3 separate regions of the Mus musculus genome follow, and regions 2 and 3 are each linked to region 1. Evidence: chromatin loops called from intact Hi-C (ENCODE). Cell type or tissue: gastrocnemius. All regions are shown on one strand.

Evidence for each region. Peaks named below come from ENCODE experiments on the same cell type or tissue, not always from the same donor. Only the 100,000 strongest peaks of a DNase experiment are listed, where the experiment ranks them.
Region 2: a loop joins it to region 1, with 4 times the contacts of the local background. A loop is called at or near these places in 35 of 42 quality-filtered maps.
Region 3: a loop joins it to region 1, with 5 times the contacts of the local background. A loop is called at or near these places in 21 of 42 quality-filtered maps.

Annotation. Positions count from the first base shown.
Region 1 is chr2:158,336,023-158,344,022 of GRCm38, forward strand. No RefSeq gene overlaps it. Among named protein-coding and RNA genes, the nearest start is that of Snhg17, 21 kb to the right of the region's middle. In gastrocnemius, no CTCF peak of the experiment used is centred here; DNase peaks (open chromatin) are centred at 4,135, 4,355, 6,324 and 7,603.
Region 2 is chr2:158,206,710-158,214,709 of GRCm38, forward strand. It overlaps D630003M21Rik (RIKEN cDNA D630003M21 gene), which reads right to left. Exons shown (of 14, transcript NM_177657.5): 5 at 6,654-6,777; 6 at 4,911-5,004; 7 at 3,430-3,513; 8 at 1,704-1,820. Among named protein-coding and RNA genes, the nearest start is that of D630003M21Rik, 19 kb to the right of the region's middle. In gastrocnemius, CTCF peaks have their summits at 1,282, 4,020 (motif pointing left) and 5,566 (motif pointing left); DNase peaks (open chromatin) are centred at 1,263, 4,003, 4,908 and 5,581; H3K4me3 peaks cover 215 bases.
Region 3 is chr2:158,280,384-158,288,383 of GRCm38, forward strand. Bpi (bactericidal permeablility increasing protein) reads left to right here. Exons shown (of 15, transcript NM_001356542.1): 13 at 1,072-1,135; 14 at 1,861-1,937; 15 at 3,846-4,148. The coding sequence ends at 3,884. Among named protein-coding and RNA genes, the nearest start is that of Lbp, 22 kb to the right of the region's middle. In gastrocnemius, a CTCF peak has its summit at 4,391 (motif pointing right); DNase peaks (open chromatin) are centred at 2,957, 4,408 and 5,473.

The DNA.
Region 1 (8,000 bases):
TAAAGGCATTGAGGGTTCCTGTGGGAGCCCAGAGCATCCATCCCCTGCAGCATGCCCACCTGGGCCTGCCTCCCCCTGGCCCTCTGAGAAATGGAGGTAGTAAAACACAGCAGAACAGATGGCTGCCTTATGAGCCAGAAGAAAATGACTTCCCACCAGGGGCCCCTGAAAAATCCAAGGCCCCCCATCTCTGGTTTCCTTTGAGGAGGTATGCCTCATCTTGAGTGATCTCGTGGGGCTATGAGCATCGCCTCTGTCTGCAGCAGAAACACCAGGTACGGATGGGCTGCTGCAGAAGGATGCTCTCGTCTGCTCAGCTCCGAAGCACCCGCATCCCCCAGACCCAAACAAAGCTGGCTTTCTTTCAATGCCTCCCCTGCCCCGGCAGACTTCCTAGGGAAATCAGGGTTCTGAAAGCCACCTGCTAAGAGCCAACACAAAACAATTGTTAAGAAAAGGCTCCAACAAACAGAAAGGATACGGGGTGACTGGGAAGCCATGCACTGCTAGTGCCAGCTAGTCCAGCCATTGAGGGGGCGGGGGGCTACCCTAAAGAGTTACCAGACTGGACGGCTTAAGAGATAAGCAAATATTCTTCACAGTTGGAAACGATGGCAGACAAGATTAAGGTGCTGACAGATCCAGCGCCCCGTGAGGGTGTCTGTCTGGTTGAAAGTTGGCTCTCTTTTCGTTGCACCCTTACTTGATAGAAAGCAAAGAGTCAGAGAGTCAGTCTCTATCTCTTCTTGTAAGGGCACTAACCCCATGGTGAGGGCCCCATCCTCCTGACCCACTTATCTTGCAAAGGCCCCATCTTAAGAAACCATACACATATGAATTGGGAGTGCAGATATTCTTATACCTCTCCCCTTCACACTGACCTTCCTTCATCCCTCTTACCTCCTGTTTGTCAGCCCCATGTTGACACCCATAGCATCGTACACCATCATTTGGACTTCATTATACCAGCAGAAATATACTGTGGGGAAGCAGAGGGTGTGATGTTTATGAACAAGGATGGGTACCACAGACCCACCAGAATTGGCAAAGCCTTCCTCTGGTCTGTGTGGGAATGTTAGCAGAAGACATGTTATACAGAAGTCATGGTGGCAGCTTCCTCTTTCAAGATGTTTACAGCTCCAGTGTGCTCCCCTACAGAGACTAACCACCAAGACTAGCCAACCCCTCCTTCTCCTGCTGGACGTACATAGTAGATACTCTGAGATTCTGGGTTCTTGTATAGTTGGTGCTGCTCCATCAGAGCCAGCATGGCCCATCTAACCCCAGCCTTTCTGTGCATGTGTCCGTGTGTCTGTCCTCTCTTCTTTCCTTCATTACCCCAGTCAGGTTTCCAGAATCAAGCCGTGCTGCATGGACCAATAAAGCTCTGATACAGTTAGGCCCTGAGATTGGAACTTGTCTCATTCACAAGTGTTGGCTTTAGTTAATACAAAATATAAAAAAGGATGGACGGAGACTTGGAGGCAAGAGCATTAAGGTATGGGAATTGCCACCTTTTGTAGTAAGTGCTCAGCAAATGGGAGTAACCCTTCGTTTCCCTCAGGAAGAAAGCAGGCATCTACAACCAAATAACCTCTCCTAGTTCACAATTCCAGTAATGTTTGTCATTACCGCTGCAGTTCGTTTGACAGCTAATGGAGGTGCAGGACTGGGAATTGCTGTTTAAGTGCTTTGCCATCTCTTTCCCCTGTGTTTTATGTCTACATCCTAAATAGATTATAATTGCCTTGAGGGCAGGAAGCAGGCGTTACTGCGTCTTCTGTGATTCAGGGCAGGGCTGGTTGGGCCATGTGTACTGTTGATTTGAGTCCCCTCATTTAGTCCAACGCTCCAATCCTCCTGTGGTACGGAGCTGCCCTGGGCCACGAGCCTCCCGTTTATTGCCAGCTGTAAGTGATCTCTAATGCGCACACCGCACACGCTCAGCTGCCCCTGTCTTCCCTACAGACCACTCCTGTTCAGAGCACAGACACCACCGTAAAAGGATTAGCCACTTTGTGCTCACTCTTTCAGAGGCTCTGAACTGTCTGGGGACTTCAGGAGAGAATTGGAAGGTCTATAGGCTAGGAAATGTCAAGTCCAGAGGTGGGAGCCCAAGACCAAAGGCAATAAGAATAGACCTTTCAGAGGGTGACCCTGAACCAAAGCTTGCACAGGTTTTGGCCCTTCCCTTTCGGCATGCTCCCCTGCTCTGGAGCACCATAATTCGAGCCAGGCTCACCTGGCACTTCCCTTACCACATCCCAGGTTATTCTTCTCCTCAGACAACTCTGTCTCCTTTTACTGGCAAAGGAACCTGAGAGGCCAAGGTCCAGCCAGAAAAATCTCAAGATGTGCCCGGTGTTGCTGGGTGTCATTGCCTGTGGGACTTGTGAGTGGGCAGAACAAGGATATTCATGCTTCTGTGTTTGTCCATCTATGTGTGTATATACGTATATGTATATTTATTTAGTAAAAACCATGGTTTTCTTTTTTTAAAGGTTTATTTATTATATGTAAGTACACGGTAGCTGTCTTCAGACACTCCAGAAGAGATTCAGTTATCATTACAGATGGTTGTGAGCCACCACGTGGTTGCTGGGATTTGAACTCAGGGCCTTTGGAAGAGCAATCGGTACGCTTAACCACTGAGCCATCTCTCCAGCTCCATGGTTTTCTTTTTGTTTGTTTGTTTCTTTGTTTCTTTTTTTTTTTTTCCAAGACAGGGTTTCTCTGTATAGCCCTGGCTGTCCTGGAACTCACTCTGTAGACCAGGCTGGCCTCCAACTCAGAAATTCACCTGTCTTTGCCTCCCAAGTGCTGGCATTACGCCCAGCACAACCGTGGTTTTCTACCACCATTCCTGATTCCAACCCAACACTACACAGAGTTCATTCTAGTTCTTTCTTATTTGCCTATTTTTGAACTCGGAGCCTCACAAGAGCTAGGCAAGGGCTCTACCACTCACCTATACCCCTCAACCCTCCTTATTTGTAACTTTTTTTTTCTTAACAGAGAACCCTGGCTCTCAATAGTCACAGTTCATTTTACCAAAGAGCTCAGTCGCCATATACTGGTATTTACAGAACAGATCTGTGCATGATCCTTTTAACAGACAGTCTTACATCCTCCAGTCAAAATACTGTCTTCAGGGTCTCAGCTTGCTCATCAGTAACACGGGCTCATGTGGCACCCCTCATTGGCCTTTGAAATCACTTGAGAGCATCAGAAAGAATGTTGACATCATCCGTCACCCATCTTGGATGGATCCTTGGCTCCTTCCAACCATTTCCGGTTGGTTCCCAGACATTAATAGCCTTTGTAGTCAATTCTTGACATTTGTTTTCTTAAGCTTATATTTTTCAGTAAATCACCCTGCTTTTAAAGGAAATTAGCATTGAGTTTCTTTTTCGATTTATTTATTGTATGTATATACGTACTCTATCTGCATGTGCACTAATGTGTCAGAAGAGGACATCAGATCCAGTTATAAATGGTTGTCAGTCGTCATGGGTTGCTGTGATTTGAACTCAGGACCTCTGGAAGAGCAGTCAGTGCTCTTAACCGCTGAGCCACCTCTCCAGCCCGCATTACATTGTTTTAAGTACTCTAGTTTTCCAGTTCTCTACCAAAACATGCTTGCTTGGCTAAGAGAACAGTGTTGCCTAGTAGGATTTGACCATAGTACTTAGACATAGGAAGGGGTGATGCTGAACCCACCTAGCCTTGGTTTGACTGTGCTGGCCCCACGGACGTGGACAATCACGTGACTCCTGGAAAGAATTCTAGAAGTTGAAGCGATCCCCGTGGAAGACAGTGTCACTAGCTGATCTGTGATCTTCCAAGTGGAAGCTCTGGCCTCACCCCTCTGCCCACCTCCACCCTGCACCTCAGAATGGGACTGTGATTGGAGACATATAGCCTTTGGGAATTTGACTGAATTAAAATCCAGCAATCGGGGCACCTGGTCCAATCTCACCAAGCAGGAGTAGAGGAAATACAGGTGAGCAGAGACACCCGGGTGCTTACGCCCAGGGAGACAACAGCATGAGGCCAAGGAGAGCGGCCTCTGAAGAATGGGTCCCTTCCAAGGCCTCCATCTCTGCTTCTAGTCACCAATCACCCAGGCTGGGGCAATCTGCCATGGCGGCCCTGGAGACCCTGTAAAGAGGGCCTCTGCATTTTGCTCTGCCTATTCTTTTTATTTGACTTCTATCTCCAGTAAATATGCACCCATGCATTATTTATGCAATTAAAATGCATATTAACTGTCTTGTGCTTATTCTTCTGTCCTCCATGCTAATTGGACTTCCTCTGAGTATATTGTTTTGGCCCTCCTTAGGCTGCCTCGTGGCGCCCTCTAGAGGCTGTGGCCCAGAACGCAGCTCTTCAGTTAATCTTATTTATTTTAGTGAAGGACCGGGATTCATTCGTTTCTTCCTGTTTTCAATCCGTCTTTTCTCACATCTATTTTGCTGCTCTCTTTATGTCTTTATGAGTTGAATTCATCTTTCATTCATCTGTTTTCTTCTTTTTCAGAAATGACATTTTCCTTTCAATTCGATCTTAGCTGAATCGCATCACTTTAAAAAAAAGATTTATTTTTATTTTATGTGTATGAGTGTTTGTCAGAATGTATGTCTATGCACACATGTGTGCCTGGTGTCTGCAGAGGATGTGGGCTGCCAGGTGGGTCCTCTGCAAGAGCAGCCAGTGCTCTTAACCCCTGAGCCATCTCTCCAGCCCTTGGATCTCATCACTTTTGATGCAATGTGTTTTTGGTTTGTTTCTTTTTTTCTCATTTGAATTTGAACTTGCAATTTTGACTTCCCGTTGCTCTCACATGGAACTGAAGAGGGGGTGCCAAGTGTTTTGGGTGTTTGGTCTTTGTGTCCTTTCTACTGTTGATTTAATTTAAGGTTGACTGATTGTTAAGTAACATGGCGTCTGGTGTTTCTATCATGGGAACACACTGTGTTAGTCACTTGTCTTGTTGCTGTGACAAAACACCCTGATAAAGGTAGTGTACAGAGAGAGGGGGTTTCTTTTGGCTCACAGTTTGAGGGTACAGTCATCATGGTTTAGAAGTCGGGATGCTGGGAGCTTGAGGAAGCTGGTCACATTGCATCTACAATGAAAAAAAGAGATGATCGCTGGTGCTTAGCCTGCCATCTCCTTTCCATTCAGCCTGGTACCTCAGGCTATGAAGTGTTGCTCCCCACAGGAAAAGTGAGTCGTCCCAACTTAACCTAATCTAGATAACCCATCACAGCCAAACCCAGAGGTTTGTTTTCTAAATGATTCTGGACCCTGTCAAGTTGACAATGCACACCATAGATCACCACAGCCCCAGTCTGCCTTGTAAACGCTTCTGTGTGTCTCTGTAAGGCATGGCCACTCTGTGCAGGTCACTTGCTGTGACACTACCTTGTGCAGTGGCCTGGCTGGCTGTTCAGATCAGATCCCCAACCTGACCTGTGACTGCAGCTCACACTTAGTCCTCTGTCACCCTTGACTCAGTGTGGACTTGTTGACTTGTTCATTCAGCTGGACTTATGCAAGAGTGATGTTGGTCATTTCGATTCTCTCCCTCCTGTGCCCTAGGTGGCAGATAAGGTGAGGCCCACAGTACAGATAAAATCACAAGAGACAAATAAAATAAAATCAATAACAAAAAACTAAAAATTAAAATATAAGGCCAGGCAGTGGTGGTCCATGCCTTTCATCCTAACACTTGGAAAGTAGAGCCAGGAAGATCTCTGTGAGTTTGAGACCAGCCTAGTCTATGAAGTAAGTTTCATCCAGGAGTGTCAGGGATATTACACAGAGAAAACCTGTTTTGGAAAAATAAAGTAACTAATTAAAATAAAATACATTTAAGAGTTGTCTGAATCACATAAAAGTGTCCACCTTGGTGGACACTGTGAAATATATGCCAAGGTGTGCCGGGTAGTTATGACATGCAACAGATCTGGTGTAAGGAGGTTTGTTAGGGCAAGGGAGGAGATTGGCAACCTGGAGAATGGGTAGAGGCAGCAGAGTAGACATGCAGACGGATAGGAGCAGAGCCATGAAGGCAGAGAAAAAGATGGGCACAGACAAGAACAAAAACTATAGATTCCCTTTTCCTGTCTAGAGGCAGTGACCGTCCTGTGTCACTGCTTCCCAACATATGTCCCTATCTGGAGTCTCTGACAGTTTGCATCCTGTGAAATCTCAGGTTTGTCCAACTTTCTTCAGTCTCTCCTTCCGACTGTGGCAGCCAGATTCTGCACAGCGGGTTCTTCCTAAAGAAGTCATCATTTCCAGAAGGCTCGGAAGTGACAGACACAGATGGTCACACATATGAAGACCAAAGATAGGTACCAGCCCCTCCTGCCTGGTTTCATCCAAGGAAGCTCCCACAAAGAGTTGGGCCCATTGACTGACTGTCCTGGGGCCTCTCCATCCACCAGTGAGATTCAGAAATGATGACCTGCAAATGGACAAACTGCCATTGGGACTGGATCTCAAGTTCTGTGGAGTCTAGAGATCGGCTACCTCTCTTGACCTCTGAGGTCTCTTCACTCAATAGATCTCATGAGATTTGTCCCCTAGGCTCCAGAAAATCAGTAAGGTCAGTTGTGGCATAAAAGAGCCCCTCCAGTTCATGGCACTGAAACTGAGATCAGACTTCAGGCTGGGCTTAGAGACAGGAACTCACAGGCAGTTCCCTTTCTCTCCCCCTGTCCCCGAGCCCCCAGGGATGCTTCAGCCACATCCAGCCTCTTTCTTTGTGGTAACAGGACAATGGCAGCTGATCCAGCCTCACTTTCTTCCATTTAGGAGGTAGCATTTAGAAAGTGAGGTGATGATTATGATAAGAAACGTTGCAAAATAAATGTGTCAGAGCGAGAGGGGTGCAGGAAAGACTTCCCCCAAATGGCTCAGTGGTGTCATGTAAGTTGTAGACTGTGGATTCGTGGAGACCTGCGAAAAGGAAAGATGTCTACCTGTCTATGGACATTTAAAATGTAAAGAGTAATTAACTGACCAGGAATGATGGCACAGGACTGTAATTCTAGCACTCCCGAGATAGTGTTGATGGACCTCTATGAGTTCAAATCCAGCCTGCTCTACATAGTGAGTTCTAGGCCATAGTGAAACCTTGTCTTAAAAAACTAAAATTAAAAAAAAAAAATTTAAAGACATAAGCAATGTGTGATAAGGAGCAATTTTCAGTGAAAGGACTGTTGGGGATACAAATTGTAAGACTTGTGGGCCCAAGCTGAGCATGGTGGCGCACACCTATAATCCCAGCATTCGGGAGGCAGAGGCAGGCGGATTTCTGAGTTCGAGGCCAGCCTGGTCTACAGAGTGAGTTCCAGGACAGCCAAGGCTACACAGAGAAACCCTGTCTCAAAAAAAAAAAAAAAAAGACTTGTGGGCCCAAAGATGGCTGCTATCTAGAGAATATTAGCTATCCATCTGGACACAGAATGTTGGCTCTGTGTGTTAGGGTTGCAATTCCAGTGTGAATGTGCTAGGCTAGCAGCTACATGGCCTGGACATGGACACCTGCACCCACAGCCCTGTCTGGCTATGCTCTCTCCCAGCATGCACTGGTGGCAAGCAGTGTCTGTCCATCTCACGCACCATTTCCCTCCAGCTGTTCCTCAAGCTCTGAGATTGGCGTAAGTGTTCCCAGGGCAACAGCAATGCATGAGTTCTCCAATACAATGCTCAGAGAAAGCCAGACACAAAGGACCTTGTGCTGTGTGCGCTCCATTTATGTAACTTTCAAAAATAGGCAACGCAATCTATGCAGTCTGAAGTTGGGACACAGTTTCCTTAGAGCAACGACTGAGCAGACAATAAGGAGAACTTACAGGGTGCAAGTCAATCGCATTTCCGGATCCCAGCAGCTATAACCGCATGCCCACCTTATGAAAATGTTTAGCAGGCTGGAGAGATGGCTCAGAGGTTAAGAGCACTGACTATTCTTCCAGAGGTCCTGAGTT
Region 2 (8,000 bases), 130 kb before region 1:
TGTTTCTTTCTTTCTTTAGTTTTTATTGGGAGAGGGGTATGCACACCATTCTTCCTCTCTCTGTCTCTGTCTTTCTCTCTCTCTCTCGTGTGTGTGTGTGTGTGTGTGTGTATGTGTGGTGTGTGTGTGTTTGCATGCATGTGTGTGCGTATGTGTGTGTGTGAGAGAGAGTGTGGTGTGTGTGTGTGTGCATGCATGTGTGTGCGTATGTGTGTGTGTGAGAGAGAGTATGGTGTGTGTGGTATATGTGTGTGTGTGTGTGCATGCATGTGTGTGTATGTGTGTGTGTGTGAGAGAGATTGTGGTGTGTGTGTATGTGGTGTATGTAGTGTGTGTATGTGGTGTATGTGGTGTGTATGTGGTGTGTGTGTATGTGGTGTATGTGGTGTGTGTGTATGTGGTGTATGTGGGGCGTGTGTGTGTGTGCGTGTGTGATTCAGGTGATGTGTCATGGAGCTGGTTCTCTCCTTCCGCCTTTGCATGGGTACCACGGATGGAACTCGGGTCACCAGGCTTACATGACAAGGGCTTTTACCCGCTGGGCCAGCTCACTGGTTGCTTTCTCTGAGTTTGTTTAGTTTCTTGCAACAGGGTCTCATGTAGCCAAGGATGACATTAAACTCTGTCTCAGGTGCAGGGATGGACAGCTAAATACTCTCATCCTGATTATCCACAGTTACACTGCACTCAGCAGGACATGAGGATACAGGCCTGTTACCCCAATACTTGGGACTCAGGAGGGAGGAGGCTCTTGAGTTTAAGGCAAATTGGACCACAAAGTCAAGAATATATGGCCACATGGTCTGAGTTATGTATCTAGACCCTGCCTCAGACAAACAGGGCTGGGCCTGGAAGCTCAGAGCACACCACTCCCCCCGCTCACTTGGGGCCTCTTGTTCACATCCCAGGGCCACTGACAAGAAAAAGCAAACCAAACAATTCAAACAAGATCGCCTACAAGAAGAACAGATCATCAGCCACCTGTCAGACTGCCTGAGGAGACAGGGGTTCTCCGAGGACGGGTGACTTTGCCCCCAACCCTGGCTGGAAGCAGTTATAACTTGGGAGAGGCAGGAGGCTGTTGGCCATACCACAGTGCAGAAGGGAACCGCAGACCCTGGCTGAGAGGTCCAGTGGGTGGAGGGGCCCTGCGTGGGCCTTCAAGATAGAGTATTCCATGGCTGCTGCCTCGCTCTGGTGGCCTCCGGAGTTAAACTGGGCACCAAACCTGTGGGTGCAGGGCAAGGAGCCAGGAGCAGTTTCCTTCCCTGCCCTGTAGGCGGCAGTGCATACTAACCCACAGCGTCTGCGCTCATCAATCCGCTTTCAGCTGACAACAGCTGAAACCTTCCACGTGTGCCAGATACCCTTCCAAGCTCGTCACTCACATTAATTCAGCACTCATAAAAAAATCCCATGGAAAGGCGACCTCATTACCCTCCCCATTCCTCACTTTGCTAACGAGGAAGGCACGGCCCAGAGAAGGTGGGGAAACTCACAGAGCAGAGCTGGACTGGATCCTAGCAAGCTGGCCTCAAGAGCCTAATGCCTTACTGGGGCTACACCGAACCTTCATTGTAAATGTTTGTTGAATGACTATCTGTCCTTGAACCCTGTTTTTGACAGGGTTGAGGGACCCATGGGGCAGGGCGGGGAAAGGGAGAGGAGAAAGGTTGGAAATTGAAGACTCTGAGGGTAGACACCTGGAAGAACTGCACCCACTCGCTGTGGTGGTAGGGAAAGGGGCCCTCCAGAGCCTCCGGCAGCTGGCTAGGGTCCACGTGGTTTCTGAGGGCCTTCAGCGACGTCAGTACCTCCACCTGCAGAGAAAAGGAGACTCAGAAGGAACAGAGGACTCTCCCCAGAGATGTAGGAGGTCTTGCTTAGATCTCTGTGCAGGCTCCACATCTCCCTCTGAGTAGGTCCAGAATGGTGTTCTGAGCAGTGAGTCTTCTCTGGAAGCTTTGATAAATCCTTTGACCCAGACCCTGTTTCTGGAATGGCACAGACAAGTCACACATACTGCTACTCCCAAGGCGCTGCTCAAGGCAGACATCATCAATCAACTGCAGCGCTCATTGATCTAGAACTCTTTCTCAGTGCTGCTGTCTCAGGGATGAAATGTACGTAGTTCTCACACTGCTCTCAAATGACCCATAACAGTGTTGTTCCCTCCTAGGGGCTGATGGTTACCAAATCCTAACAGTGTCCCCTGAGACACAGAGAAGGCATTTGCCAGGCAGCAAGGTTTCAGGTTTGAGCTGGAACAGCTCCCAATACGGAGGCTTTGGGTGCAGGGATGGACTCATCTGCTATCCCAGATGTTCCAGGGACCATTCACAGTCAGCAGCCCCATCATCCCCTCTGAGCAAAGAATTGCAGGATCCCAGCCCCCACAGGAACCCCTGAATCAGAGCCTACACCTGGATAAGATCCCAAGGGTTGTGCCCACTCAGATCCTACCACAGCACCCACCTGCTAGCCCAGGACAGGCTGGCCCTTGGATTTAAGAGTTTTTTTTTTTTTTTTGAGACAGGGTTTCTCTGTGTAGCCCTGGCTGTCCTGGAACTTACTCTGTAGACCAGGCTGGCCTCAAACCCGCCTGCCTCTGCCTTCCAAGTGCTGAGATTAAAGGCGTGCGACACCATGTCTGGCCTTAAGAGTTATTTTCAAGGCAACCAATCTGGATGCTGGAGGCAGGTTCAAATTTGAGAGGCAATGCCAAACAAACTCTCTCCGTGTCTCTTTTCTGTTTTAATCCATGCTATTTTATTGCGTGTGCACACAATTGCTACTGAGCACATGCGAAGGTCAGAGGACAACTTTCAGGAGGTGGTTCCCTCCTTTCACCATAGGTCCCATGTGTTGAACTCAGGTGGTCAAGCTTGGCCGCAAGAGCCTTTACCAGTAAAGCCATCTTGATGGGCCCCATGCCTGTTTTCTAACCCGGAGGAAGGAGGCCTCCAGAATCACTTCCTGCAGCAGGCAGAGTCGGTTCCCACTGCCCTTGTGGGGCAGGGTGCTCTCTCACAGCCCTTAAGTCTGTCACGTCTGAATCAATGAGGGGGGGATGCGGGGAGGGGGGTCCCAGAGCATCGGGGACTCCAGTTCTGCGTCAGGGAACTGTTGCAGTGGTCTTATCCCTAACCTATCTACAAAGGAGAGGGACTGCCTAGATGGAGTCTTGCTTGCAAGTTGATCTCTGCCCTGTGGGCATCTTAGTCCTGTGGGAGTGACCACCAGGAACAGCTGGGATTCCAGAGAGGTCACGTGACAATGGCTCCTGCGGAGGGGGAGGGGGGCATCCCTGGCAATTTTTAGGCTAGGGAAGATGCTTTCAAAGTGGAGCAGGACCATGCAGTTCTTCCTCCCTTTGCCTGGCTCCACTCAAGCCCGGCCCCTGCCGCGGCTGCTCAGGGCTCCTCTCACCTGGGCAGGTAGCACAGATAGCTGGGGAATGGACGCCTTCTCTCCGAGGAGGAGCACTTTACTGACGGAGGCCGGAGCCAGAGCCTGTGAAGAGAGAGCCTCTTCAGGAATGCTGTTTTCCCCTCCCTCTTGTTGCCTCCTCCATCTCCCCAAGGGACATGCAGAGGCTTGGGGTGGTCCCCAGGTGGGGGCTTGTGTGGCGTGTTTGGAGTGAGCCTCTAGCCTTAAGAGAAAGCAAATCTAAGCTGTTCTGCAAGACTTCCTTGAGGCCTCAGTTTCCCCAATTCTGACAAGAAGTCAGATGGCCAGGTATATCATACCTTCGTCTGTCCAGTTGTCCATACTGGCTAGTCAAGATTCTGCCCTGGCAGAGGGTTTATGCTACCTAAGGCTAGACCAATCAGAGCCCTGTACTACCCCAGAACATGGGGCTTAGTCCATGTGGACTCCTGAGCCCATCAGGTCTAAGGATACACTGAGAAACTTTTGCGGGGACTTCTCTCACTGTGTCCGGCTGGAATCAAATCAAAGACTGTGTCTTGCAAGCTACTGGGAGCCATGCTGCTCCCTAGTGGAAGTGGAGCCTTGAGAAAATGTCACCTTTCTAGGAGGAACTGCACAGAAAACAGGGTTGGTGGAACTCTCTGAGCCTTCAGATGGGGCCCTACCCACAGCTAGATTCGACTCTTGGCTGTCAGAATGTGGGCCTGCCCCTGTAAGGCAGTAGGCAGTCCTGAGAGGTCCGACCCCATAGCCAGAAGAGACCAGGCCAGACGTTCCTGCAGCTCTCTGTGGGACAGAGTTAAGACACAGTCTGTGGCTTGATTTTCATTTGCGGTGCCTGGCTCTTCCTTGCTCTGTCTCACACAGTATACTGAGCTAAATCACAGGATGTAAAACTTCCCACCAGCTCCTTAAGCTTATAAAACATTGATGTTTCTCTTGTTCCCGGGATTACAAGAGGGATTTGCTCTGGGAACTTCTCTGAAGAGACTCCTCTGCCCACCCCCTCCCTCTCAAGGTGGCGCTCTCGCTCTCTCTCTCTCTCTCTCTCTCTCTCTCTCTCTCTCTCTCGCTCGCTCTCACTCACTCTCGCTCTCTCATCCTCACTCCTAATAAAGCTCCTCTCTGGATTTTTACGGGAAGTCCCCTTTCTCTTTAAGTTGTGTCTGCACCATCTCTCTCTAAAGTTCTACCTCTCTCCGCAGCCCGGAGCCCCTTTCAGTCTACTACAGTGCATTTTCTGAAGGGAGCCATTCCATTCATAGCTTGCTTTCCAGGACTCGTGGCTGCCGCTTTTAACCTCTTTATTGATATTTTGAACCAGCCCTGTTTCCTTTGCCTAGAAGCCTGGCTGGAGGGCCTTTTTGGCTGCCACTGAAAGACTCTTCCTGGGTTTTGTGATGCCAACCACAAGCCCACTAGTCCCCACTGGGGACTCCCAAGACCAGCTAGACTAAGGCACTCTACCTGGCACTCACCTGGATGCCCTGCAGGGCGCTGACCAGACCAGGCCTCTGGGTCCCTTTCCTGGCATCAATCACCACCAGGAGCCCCTTGGCTTTATCTTCCAGCCTGAGGGTAGAAAACCGAAATCAGGTCCTGCTGGGCAAGGACAGCCTGGTGGAAGGGACGTGGCTCAGAGGTTGTGTGTTCCATTCCCAGAGTTCTAAGCAAAAAATAAATATAATGAACCAACCCCCCCCCCAACACACCCCTGTTTCTTTGTGTAGGCAGGACTCCAGATTGTTCAGAATTTACCAGCCCCCATGTGTGGCTCCTGACCTATAGAGGCTGCACTAGTAACCCAACTTCCCTGGCCAATGACTGGGCTCGATGGGGTCATGTGACCTACCTTTTCCCAATGAGATGAGACAAGTTAACTAAATGGCTTCAGAACAGGCTATTTTCTCCTTTAAGGGGCTCTTTGAAGGTGCATGGGGGGGGGTGAATATTGGGAGGTGGGGGACAAGCAGCCAGTGGAGTGAGACAGAGCCGTAAGGAGACCCCCTACTTTGTATATAATCACTATAACTCATGCAGTCTTGCAGGGAAGTGAGGAATTCTGGGCCTCAGGCAGACAACTAGAGGTTGTTCTGAATTTGAACTTAGCTGCCTGCACCTGCCACGCCCCCTGCTGGTGTCACCAGAGTGAGCATGGTGGAGAGTGGCTGCTTCTCAAGTCCCAGGCTGGTCCAGTTATAGGCCTAGGTCAAACAGCAGTCCTTCCCTGACCCTACCTAATCCAGGGCCCTCAGACTTTGAGCAGCAGTGGGAGGGGTGGAGTAGAGGAGTAGGGGGTACAGAGGGAGTCAGGTGGGCTGTATGAGCCAGTCTGCTGGTCAAGGGGATTTGGAAGACACCCCAACTGCCTTCAAACCTTATACCACCAGTTCACAGGCACAGCCCGTGTGGCCCCCATGGGTACCTGGTCACCTGGACACGTTGTTTTGTGTCCCCCTCACCAACAAGGCTGAGTACCAGTGGCTCACTAGTGTAACACACCCAGTTCCTGCCTGGTGCAAGGGTGGCATACATGCTTGCTGTGACCAGCCTCGGGCAGGTGTGTGTGTGTATGTGTGTGTGTGTGAAACCAAGACACAGAGCAGCCAAGCAGGATACAGCAAGAGGAGTTGGCATCATGTAGTCTGCTCATGCCAGTTTCTTGTGACCCTATCCAGACTCCCTGGTAATTGTGGGGGACAGGGTGTACCACAAAGGAGGAAAGTCAATGCTACAAACCACAGAGCAAAGTGGATGAGGGAGACGTTCCAGGGTTCTGTCTGCCCCAGGGCCAATTCTGCACAGAGATGGCGGCCATTTTCCACCCTGGCTTCCCAGGGGAAATCAACCTCTCAGCTTTTCTGTGCCATAACAGAGCTTCCAGAGAAAAACCCAGCCACATCACTGTCAGTAGGAACCTTACTAGAAATGCAGGTTCTCAGGCCTGCGGACCCCTCAGTGCTGGGGACAGGCTGAGTGTTCTGCTCAACAGCTCATCTATGACTCCAGTGCACCGTCAGGTCAGAACTGTGGGCTCCTGCTGTGTGTCTGTGGAAGGTTCCCTGTCTCACACCAGCCCGGGGAAGGCCATCTGCCATCCCCGCACCTAGCCTATGGCTGGCTCTTTGATCGTACAGTGGATGGAGGGACATGGGACCTCTCTATTACACCCGACAGAAGGGTGAGGTGGAGATGGTCAAGGTATGAGAGTGTCCCCTTACCTAGGGACACTGCATAAGTAGGACAGCAACTCCGCGACCTCTGAGGTAGTACACCATGGTGCCTCCCAGGCATCCTCTGCGGTTGACACCAGAAGCAGCGGTCTCCCCACCTTGTCCCTACCACCTGAAGAAGAGAAGACACATGAGCAATGACGATTCTGGGGAGCCTTCCATGGGAGCCTCCTCTGTGACTCTTCAGGCCCTTGTCTACATTGTTTCTGCCTGGAAGGTCCTTTCTTCTCTTCCTTCTGTGACCTCCAAATTCCTATTCAGCCTCCAAAGGCCCAGCCTCAAAGCCCCTTCCTGAGAAAAGTCTCCCTGACCTCTTCTTCAGCACAGAGGACCACTCACTCAGAGCTCCGAGGGGCTGCCTCTGTATAATGCACACACCCCAGGAAGCAAAGCTGAGGCAGCGAGCTCTGGCTCATAGAGCTCACTAGTTGATATCCTCATTTGCTGTGTGTTCCTGGGTTGGTCTGGACATCTCTGAGCTTTGGTTTCATCTATCTGATGAGACAGATTCCGTTCTGGAGAGATGAGGTTTCTTTGGGGATTAAGTGAGCCAGTTCCTGTGAGTGTCCGACACTCAGCCAGGATCAGTGGGTGCAGCTGTGTTGACTGGGCACCATCTTTGTCCCCGGCTTACACAGCTCGTAGCTCTGTACTATAGCGGTGTACTCTTGACAGACCGTTTCCTGTTCTAGGGATGGCGGGTATAGGTCTCACTGTCCTCTCAGGACTCAGCAGGGCCTTCCTTCATCCTGTTCTGCTTGTCTAGTGTGCCTCATTCTCCTATCTCCAGCTCCTGAGGTCCTCTGTCCCCCAGTCCAGCCAAGGCACCATTTCTGTGTTCCTCGCCTTCCTGGCCCAGGATCCTGTGGTAAACTGCCCCTACAACTCCACTGCCTCCTGGGCTTGGTTCCGGACAGCATCGGAGCACAGAGGCCTGAGGTGTCGGCCAGGGCATTGAGGTCAGAGCAACACAGCTCTAACCCTGTAAACCCAAGAGCCTGCAGAGTGCAGATGGACCCAGCAGCCCCGCCTGCCTGCTCTCCCTAGCTCCCACGAGGTACAAGTGGAGTCAGTCCCTGCACAAGTTTGAATAGCAAAGGGTCAGACGCTGGATGTCCTAGGACACGACAATCATGTGACTGGTACCTGGTGGGCTCTGCCTACCCAGCAAATGCTGCCCAGACAGGAGTAGGGCAATAGGCAGTGTCTGACATGGGAAGCATCACTGTACACCCGATTAGCTTCTCACTGACCAAAACACTGCCCTTGCCTGGTAGGTGGTACCAGAAATACTGTGTCCAACCTTAGAAAACCCTTTCTGCTATGGCCATGCTG
Region 3 (8,000 bases), 56 kb before region 1:
CCGGGGGAGCAGAGCCTGGGGAACACAGCCTGGGGGAGCACAACCTGGGGAGCACAGCCTGGGGGAGCAAGTTGATTACTCCAGAAACAATCGCGCACACATTTACGATCTCTAAATGTTACCTCTCCGAGCAGGCATCCTAACGTGGCTCCCAGGATGTTTTCACTTTTTATTTTTTATTATTGTCAAAACAGCACATATGTAGCAGTGAGCACCCGGAACCTGCACTTTCGCAAACCCAAGGAGTGAAAGTTACTTGTGTTCCTACCATTTGGCTCATGGTCTAGAATATATCCTAACCTGGCTGTTCATTGTGCCTCTTTAATTAAAATCCAGAATTCCTTGGTTCCTGGAGCCTCTTTCTCCTGCTTGACACATGGTCCCATCCCTGCGCTGGTGGCTACATTTCTACAATATCGTGTTTAATGTCTGCCTCCTATTTCATGGTATCAAAGTAGGGTCACTTCTCCCAAGTGAGTCCCCTGCTTGTTTGTTTGTTTTTAGTTTTTCGAGACAGGGTTTCTCTGTGTAGGCCTGGCTGTCCTGGAACTCACTTTGTAGACCAGGCTGGCCTTGAACTCAAAAATCCACCTGCCTCTGCCTCCCAAGTGCTAGGATTAAAGGCGTGTGCCACCATGCCTGGCATGAGTCCCCTGCTGTAGGACTCAGTGGTCGTCCTGTTAGGTTATTGCTTGTGGTAAGTGTGTCTGTGCAAGTTTTGCTTTTGTTCCCTGCCCCCGGAATGAATACATGAAGCCTGTTACTGCCCAAAAGAAAAGTCTGCGTTGATCTTAAACTCATGATTCCCCCTGCCTCAGCACCTCAGTCACAGGTGTGTACCTTGTGTCCTGCTCATTTGCTTTTGTTGACCCCCTTTCCCACGCTCCTGACCTTCCTAGGCGACCTGTGCTCCTGCGACCTCTGTCAGATGCTCACTTTCCAGTTTCAGTGTATCGTCGATCTCTTGTGGCCACTCTGGTGCTTCTCCAGGCTGGGAGGCTGCAGAGGGCTGAGTGGGAGGGAGAGGACGTATGAAGGGCAGATAACGTGGCCACACCATTCCATCTGCAGGTGGAGTACCTGGAGGATGTCATAAACTACCTCGTATCCACACTAGTGCTGCCCAAGATCAATGGTAAGAATAAGAAGCTGTGGAGAAAGCAATGGTTTTCGATCCCAGGCCAGAAATGTGGGGCTACCTGCCTGCAGGTCCTGGTTCCTGGCCAGGGTTGTGAGGGCACAGGATGGGCCACTTCAATGATCTCAAATGACAAAAGGAACTCACATGCCCTGGGTTCAGACTCCGCCCCCATCGCTTACGTCATTTCCGCCCATCTGACAGCAGTCTGTGAGGTCGGGGCTGTTGAGTGACTTTTTCAGGGTGGTGTAAAGTAACATCAACCACCCCCCCCAACTGGGATTCACACCAGCAGCTGCGAGACTGGCCCACCCAAGTTCATCTTCACGGGAAAGATGGGTCAGGGATGACCCCAATCAACCCCGCTTACTAACATCTCCTCTGCCCTTGCCCACCGGCCTCAGTTCCACCCGAGTTCACGGAGCACAGGAGTTGCTGCCCCAGTTACAGCCTGTTCCCAGCTTCAGCTGCAACACAGAGAGGCTCCCCCAAGGACCTCGGGTCCGTGCTCCATCTGTGTAGCTCCAGGTTTCACTCAGGGGTGGTCCAAACCAGCAATGTATACCCTCAGAAGGGGAGAGGCTCACAGAGATCCTTCATGTGGCCTTGGGGGCTGATGGAGGACAAGGAGGCGGGGCACAGACATCACAGTAGGCTTCCTTCCTGGCACCAACCTGTGCCGGCCCCTGTTTCACTCCCCTCTCTGTTGTCTCACACCACAGAGAGGCTGCGTAGAGGCTTCCCTCTCCCTTTGCCTGCTGGGATCCGGTTCAGCCACTTCACGTTTTACCCCTACCAGGTAAGTCCTTGAGGTCTCCGGTCACCAAGCATCCCATGAGGACAGCAACCCAGTGCTCGCTGCTAAGCCTCATCTGTACCACACTCTGCATGGAGCTCTGCCTATTCTCACAATATCCTTAGGACACAGAGGAGCTGGGGCTTAGAAAGCCTGCCTGGCATTAAGTGAAGTCCACAGTCTAAGCCAGGCTCCTCGATTCTTACACCATCGATGCTCGTTCCCACAAACGTGGACTCGCCAGTCGGACACACGGTTCTTTTTAGGTGCGAGTGTTTAAGTGCCTAATAGTAGATTCGATTACAAAGCAGCTGTAGAGAAAGAGAAGGCAGAAGGAAAGAGGGCTTAGTCTGGTCTGAGGCAGAGCCATGTTCATTCATAGTTAGGGGGCATCGTTGTCACCCACACGTGCAGATAGCCAAAATGCCTATAGGAGAAGACTGGACTCTTCTTGCTATTATATGCTTATATGCTATAAGATGGGCCTCTTCTGGGGTGGAAATGACTTCTATAGTCTGCAAGGGAAGCTGAGAAGTGTAGTCTTTCAGCAGAAAATTATCACCTGGTGCGTGGTGTATGCCACAGATGCACCAAGCATCAGTCTGGACCCATTTAGATACACAGTTCTCTCTGAACATGTCCTGCAGATGTGTGACACCCTGTGGTTTGCATATGCCTTCCTCTGAGTTTCCAGGCTCCTGGGCTCCTGGGACCTTTCCCTCAAGTGTTTCATTCTCCCTGTCGTGCTCTGTCCCCTCCCCCTCCCTGCACAGCAGCAAGCCCTGCCTCCCTCCCCAGCCATCTATACCCCCCCCCATATGACTGGCATTCTTGGTCACTCTCAGCAGCTACCTCTATGCTTTGGGGCCACCAGCCTTACTCTGTGCTGTGCATGTTGGGGCCCCTCTCTTCCTCAGTATCTGCACCCCAAGTCCCTTTGTCCCTACACATCACAAGAAGCCTATAACTCCACAGTGAAACCCTTGTCCAGACCTGAGTTCCTACCTCGGTTGGCAGCTTGCCTTCCTGACATATGGTCACTGACGAGAAAGGTCCTTGTCACCAAGTTCCTTGCTCTAACGCAGCGGTTCTCAACCTGTGGGTCGAGCAACCCTTCTACAGGGGCCACAAACCAGATATGTCGAGAATCAGATATCTATATTATGATTCACAACAGAAGCAAAATTACAGTTATGAAGTAGCAACGAAAATAATGTGTGGTTGGGGAGTCACCACGACGTGGAGAGCTGTACTAAAGGGTCGCAGCATCAGGAAGGCTGAGAACCACAGCTCTAACGCCTGGTGTCAATCAACCCCAGTTCTTTAGACCAGGGGGCTGCTGAAGATGACACTGGAAAACAGGTGATATAGATCAGAGAAATCTGCCCCCCAGCCTCCCAGAATTTCTGTTCTTAAATTTTATCAAGGTCACCCTTAAAAAATAATCCCACCCAACCCTCCCCCCACCCCCTCCAGCAACATTTAATTTCTTCACTTAGAAACAGAGTGAAGAGCACTCCGGGTAGGAAGTAATTTTTCAGCCTTGATTGGAACCTGGTCTCCTGAGCTGCTGCAAGGCAGAATGACACACAGAGGCCCCCAAGGCAGGCCTGCCCGGGAAGCTGATGACAGGTTCTCCAGGTGTCACTGCTGTCACCCTAGGGTCTGCCTCCTGCCTTTCTCAAGCAGGCCTCCCCCCATCCCCATCATAGCCAAGCCCCCAAGTTTCCTTTTTTAGAGGATGTGTGGTGTTTGTGTGCGCATGCATGTGGAGGCCGAAGGTGACCTGTTTTCACCCGTCGCCCTCCACCTTCTATATTGAGACAGAGTTTTTCAGACAGGATCCCTTCTTTAAAAATCCAACCCAGCCGCAAAGGTGCGTTTCCGCTAACGGTGCCCGTTTCTCCCTAGAATTTCCTGTTGCTTGAAGCGGATTTACACCTTATCTAAGATATCACCTTGGACCCTGGGCCAGGAAGCTCTGCAGCTGCTCCCATCACACTCACCGGCTGTCCTGCTCCAGGAATCCTATTTAGTCTTTGGCCCTGACCTGTAGCCTCCTGCTTGCTTCCCCATGCTGAAGCTGAGGGGAAAGCAGGAGATCTGTGTACCGGGGCCCTGTGCCTCTTTCAGAGCAGCCCCTCCAGCATCCGCATTTCCGCTGGAGGGGCGACATTACTTTGGGCTTTACAAGAACATCCATTTTTCCCCCTGTAGATTCTGTGTGCCGGTGTGGCTTTTGTCCATTCACTAATGCACTCACTGGCGACAGCCAGCGTGGTCTGCAGCTCATGCACTCTTGCGTCCTGAACACCTACGTTAGCGCAATGTCCCGCTGTTTCAAGGGATGCGCTGGGCCTTCTAGGTAGGGTCCTGCAGTTTTGAGAGGTGATGGGTCTACTGGGCTGTTTGTGGGGCGTGCCTGTACAGCCTATTGTCTTCCTGTGGCCAATGTTCCTCACTACCACGTGGTGGCGCTGTTGAACACCTGACCCAAAAAGCTGATGGTTCGTGTCATTGTGCCTCAGCAAGAAACAGACCAGGATATGCAGCTCTAGTGTAATTAGCACACCTCATGATCTCCAGGCCCTGGTGTGGAAGACATCAGTTCCAGGCTCTCCAGGACTGGTGTTGGATCTCACTGAGGGCTTTGAGCTGTGTCCTTTCTCAAGACGTCTGGTGAGACTGCCCAAGACTGTTAGATGGGTTTTGCAGGTATCAAGTGGGCCCCGAGGCCTCTCTGGGCTGGGATTTCATTCAGGCCTAAGTGCACTCTGTCTCCCTCATTCTGTGACTCCTATAGGTATTTCAGATTGTGTCACAGCCAATCACAAGCCCACCTATAGCAAAGCTGGGGTTCCTACACATCTTCCCTCAGCCCATGAGCCTCCACTTCTTTCCAGATGTCAGAGCTGTCTGGGGAGTTTCAGCATGTATAAAGTAGATTTTCTGCATTCAGTTGCCTAGGTCACACACTAATTAAAAGGCACCAAGGCTGAGGAAACAAAACTTCTTCTTCTCATTTGTCAGCCAGTAAGGTGCACCTATTTCTATTTGTGGCGGCTAGTGGAGGACCCGGCTTAGGACCAGAGGGCATCCAGAGGGAATAAAAGGGAGAGAGTAATGGAAATGAGAGATGAGGCTGGTCTGCTCTCAAAAGCTATGGGAAGCCCTTGGAGGGTTTTGAGCACAAGAAGGACACTTCCAGGGCTGCAGAGATGGCTCAGCCACTGAGAATGCTCGCTGCTCTTGCAGAGGACCAGAATTCGGTTCCCATGAGGTAGCTCACATCCTCCAGCAACTGTGACTGCAGGCGATTGGATGCCCTCCTCGGACCTCTGTGGGTACCCGCATGCATGTGCAAATGCCCCAATACAGACTTACACATCGTTGTTTTTTTTTTTTTTTTTTTTTTTAAGACACGATCCAACTCATTTTTGTAAGTCTATCCTGGGATGCTCTCTAGGAACATCTGCTGCACATAGAGAAAGGGCCCTCCACCCCCGCACCCTCTCTCCCATCATTTTTGTGATTCATTAACTTTCTGGCCACTTTCCAACACACATGGCAACCCCGCTCTGCCCTCTGAAAAAACAAACAGTCACTTCTGGGCCCTAAATGGACAGGCAGAGCCACAGTTCCTCCCCCAAAACATCCCCTCTCTACTGTTCAGAAAAGACAGCAACATGGGGTCTGGTTTGGGGCGTGTGTGGCTGTCTGAGCCATTTCTCCTCCAGGTGGGGCCTCCTGCTGAAACCAGTGTACCCTACGTTCCTCTCAGGGTTCAGAAGGCTTTAAAGTTAAATGGCAATGTGACCGAGCTCCCCTGTGATAGCCCAAAAGACGCCAGACTACACGCTTTGCTTGGGCAAGTGTTATGGCATGTATAAGGGTTAATGCTATCAACCTCATTTGATTAATAAACACTTAGGACATGAGTAGAGTGCATCTCGGGGTGTGTAGTGGCTATTCCTGGTTGTCAACTTGACAATATTTGGAATGAACTACAATCCGGAATTGGAAGGCTCACCAGTGACCCTTATCTGGAGGCTTGGAGATCCTTATCTGGATCTTGGTTTGAAGATCTTGAGCCATATTGGCTATGGATTCCAGAAGATTGAATCTCCGAGTTTAAGGAACACACCTTTAATCTGGGCTACGCCTTTCATCTGGGATTAAAGGTGTGGTGGAACACACCTTTAATCTGGGCTACACCTTCTGCTGGAGACAATATAAGGACATTGGAAGAAGGGAGTCTAGCTCTTGCTCCTGCTCCTTCGCCTGCTTGCTGCATGAGACTGAGTAACTGCTAGATCCTTGGACTTCCATTCACAGCTGTGACTGAACGATTGTTGGGAATTGAGCTGCCGACTGTAAGTCATCAATAAATTCCTTTATTATCTAGAGACTATCCATAAGTTCTGTGACTCTAGAGAACCCTGACTAATACAGAAGTTGGTACCAGGAGTGGTTCTAGAGTAACAGAAGTACAAGGATGAATCTTTTAAAATTCTGGAATTGGCTTGTTGATCCACCAGCACTTTCAACTATTGAAACCTCTCCAGATTCTCTCCCTCCTGGGAGCTCAGAGAATTTTGAAGACCCATGGTTGAAACTATATTCCGAACTTAAAGAAGCTAATGCCCTTGATTTTCTTAATGAATTAGGTGATTCAGTGCACAAAGCTTTCTACAAGATGGGGAAAAAATCGAAAAATGATTTTACTGGCTGGCTGCTCTTAGTATCTGTGGAAAAAATGATGAATGAAAGGAAGGAGTTGTGTGATAAAATCGAAAGGCTCCAGACACAAGTAAACGATCTAAAAGTTGCTAAGTGTGTCCTTGAGGAGAATCTTCTCTCTTGTAGCAATAGAGCTCAAGTTGCAGAAAATCAAACAGAAACTCTCATTGTAAGGTTGGCTGAACTACAGCGAAAATTCAAGTCTCAGCCTCAGAGTGTGTCGACAGTTAAAGTAAGGGCTCTAATTGGCAAAGAATGGGATCCTACAACATGGGATGGGGATGTGTGGGAAGACCATGTTGAAGCTGAGAATTTTGAATCCTCAGATTCTCAAGGGTTTGCCCCACCTGAGGAAGTAGTACCCTCAGCCCCACCTCTTGAAATAATGCCTTCCCCACATGAGGAAATTAATTTTGCAGAGTCTGCTCACGGCCCACCAATAGTTTCTTCTAGACCTGTAACCAGACTCAAAGCAAAACAGGCTCCTAGAGGGGAGGTAGAAAGTGTAGTCCATGAGGAAATTCGCTACACTACTAAGGAGCTTAATGAGTTTGCTAATTCATTCAAGCAGAAACCTGGTGAATATGTGTGGGAATGGATTTTAAGGGTGTGGGATAAGGGTGGAAGGAACATAAAACTAGAGCAGGCTGAGTTTATTGACATGGGTCCTCTGAGTAGAGATTCTAGGTTTAATACGGAAGCTCGCATAGTTAAAAAAGGTGTCAAAAGTTTGTTTGAATGGTTGGCTGAGGTGTTTATCAAAAGATGGCCTACTGGAAATGACTTGGAGATGCCTGATATTCCATGGCTTAGTGTTGATGAAGGGATTTTAAGACTTAGGGAAATTGCAATGCTAGAGTGGATATATTGTGTAAAGCATAATTGTCCACAATGGGAAGGTCCAGAAGATATGCCTTTCACCAGCTCTATAAGACGCAAATTGGTGAGAGGGGCACCAGCACATTTGAAGGGTTTTGTTCTTTCCCTTTTCCTTGTGCCAGATCTTAGCATTGGAGATGCTTCTGCTCAATTAGATGAATTAAATTCACTGGGTTTAGTTGGATTCCGAGGTAACAAGGGCCAGGTGGCAGCATTGAATCGCCCGAGACAAGGTGATTCTAGTTATTATAATGGACAGCGTAGACAAAAGAATGTTTATAATAACATACCCAGTAATGGTCAGCACAGGAGAGGTGAAATTTATAATGGCATGACTCGGTTGGACCTTTGGTACTGGCTAACCAATCATGGTGTTTCCAGGAATGAAATACATAGGAAGCCTACTGCATATTTGTTTGATCTGTATAAGCAGAAAAATTCTCAAAC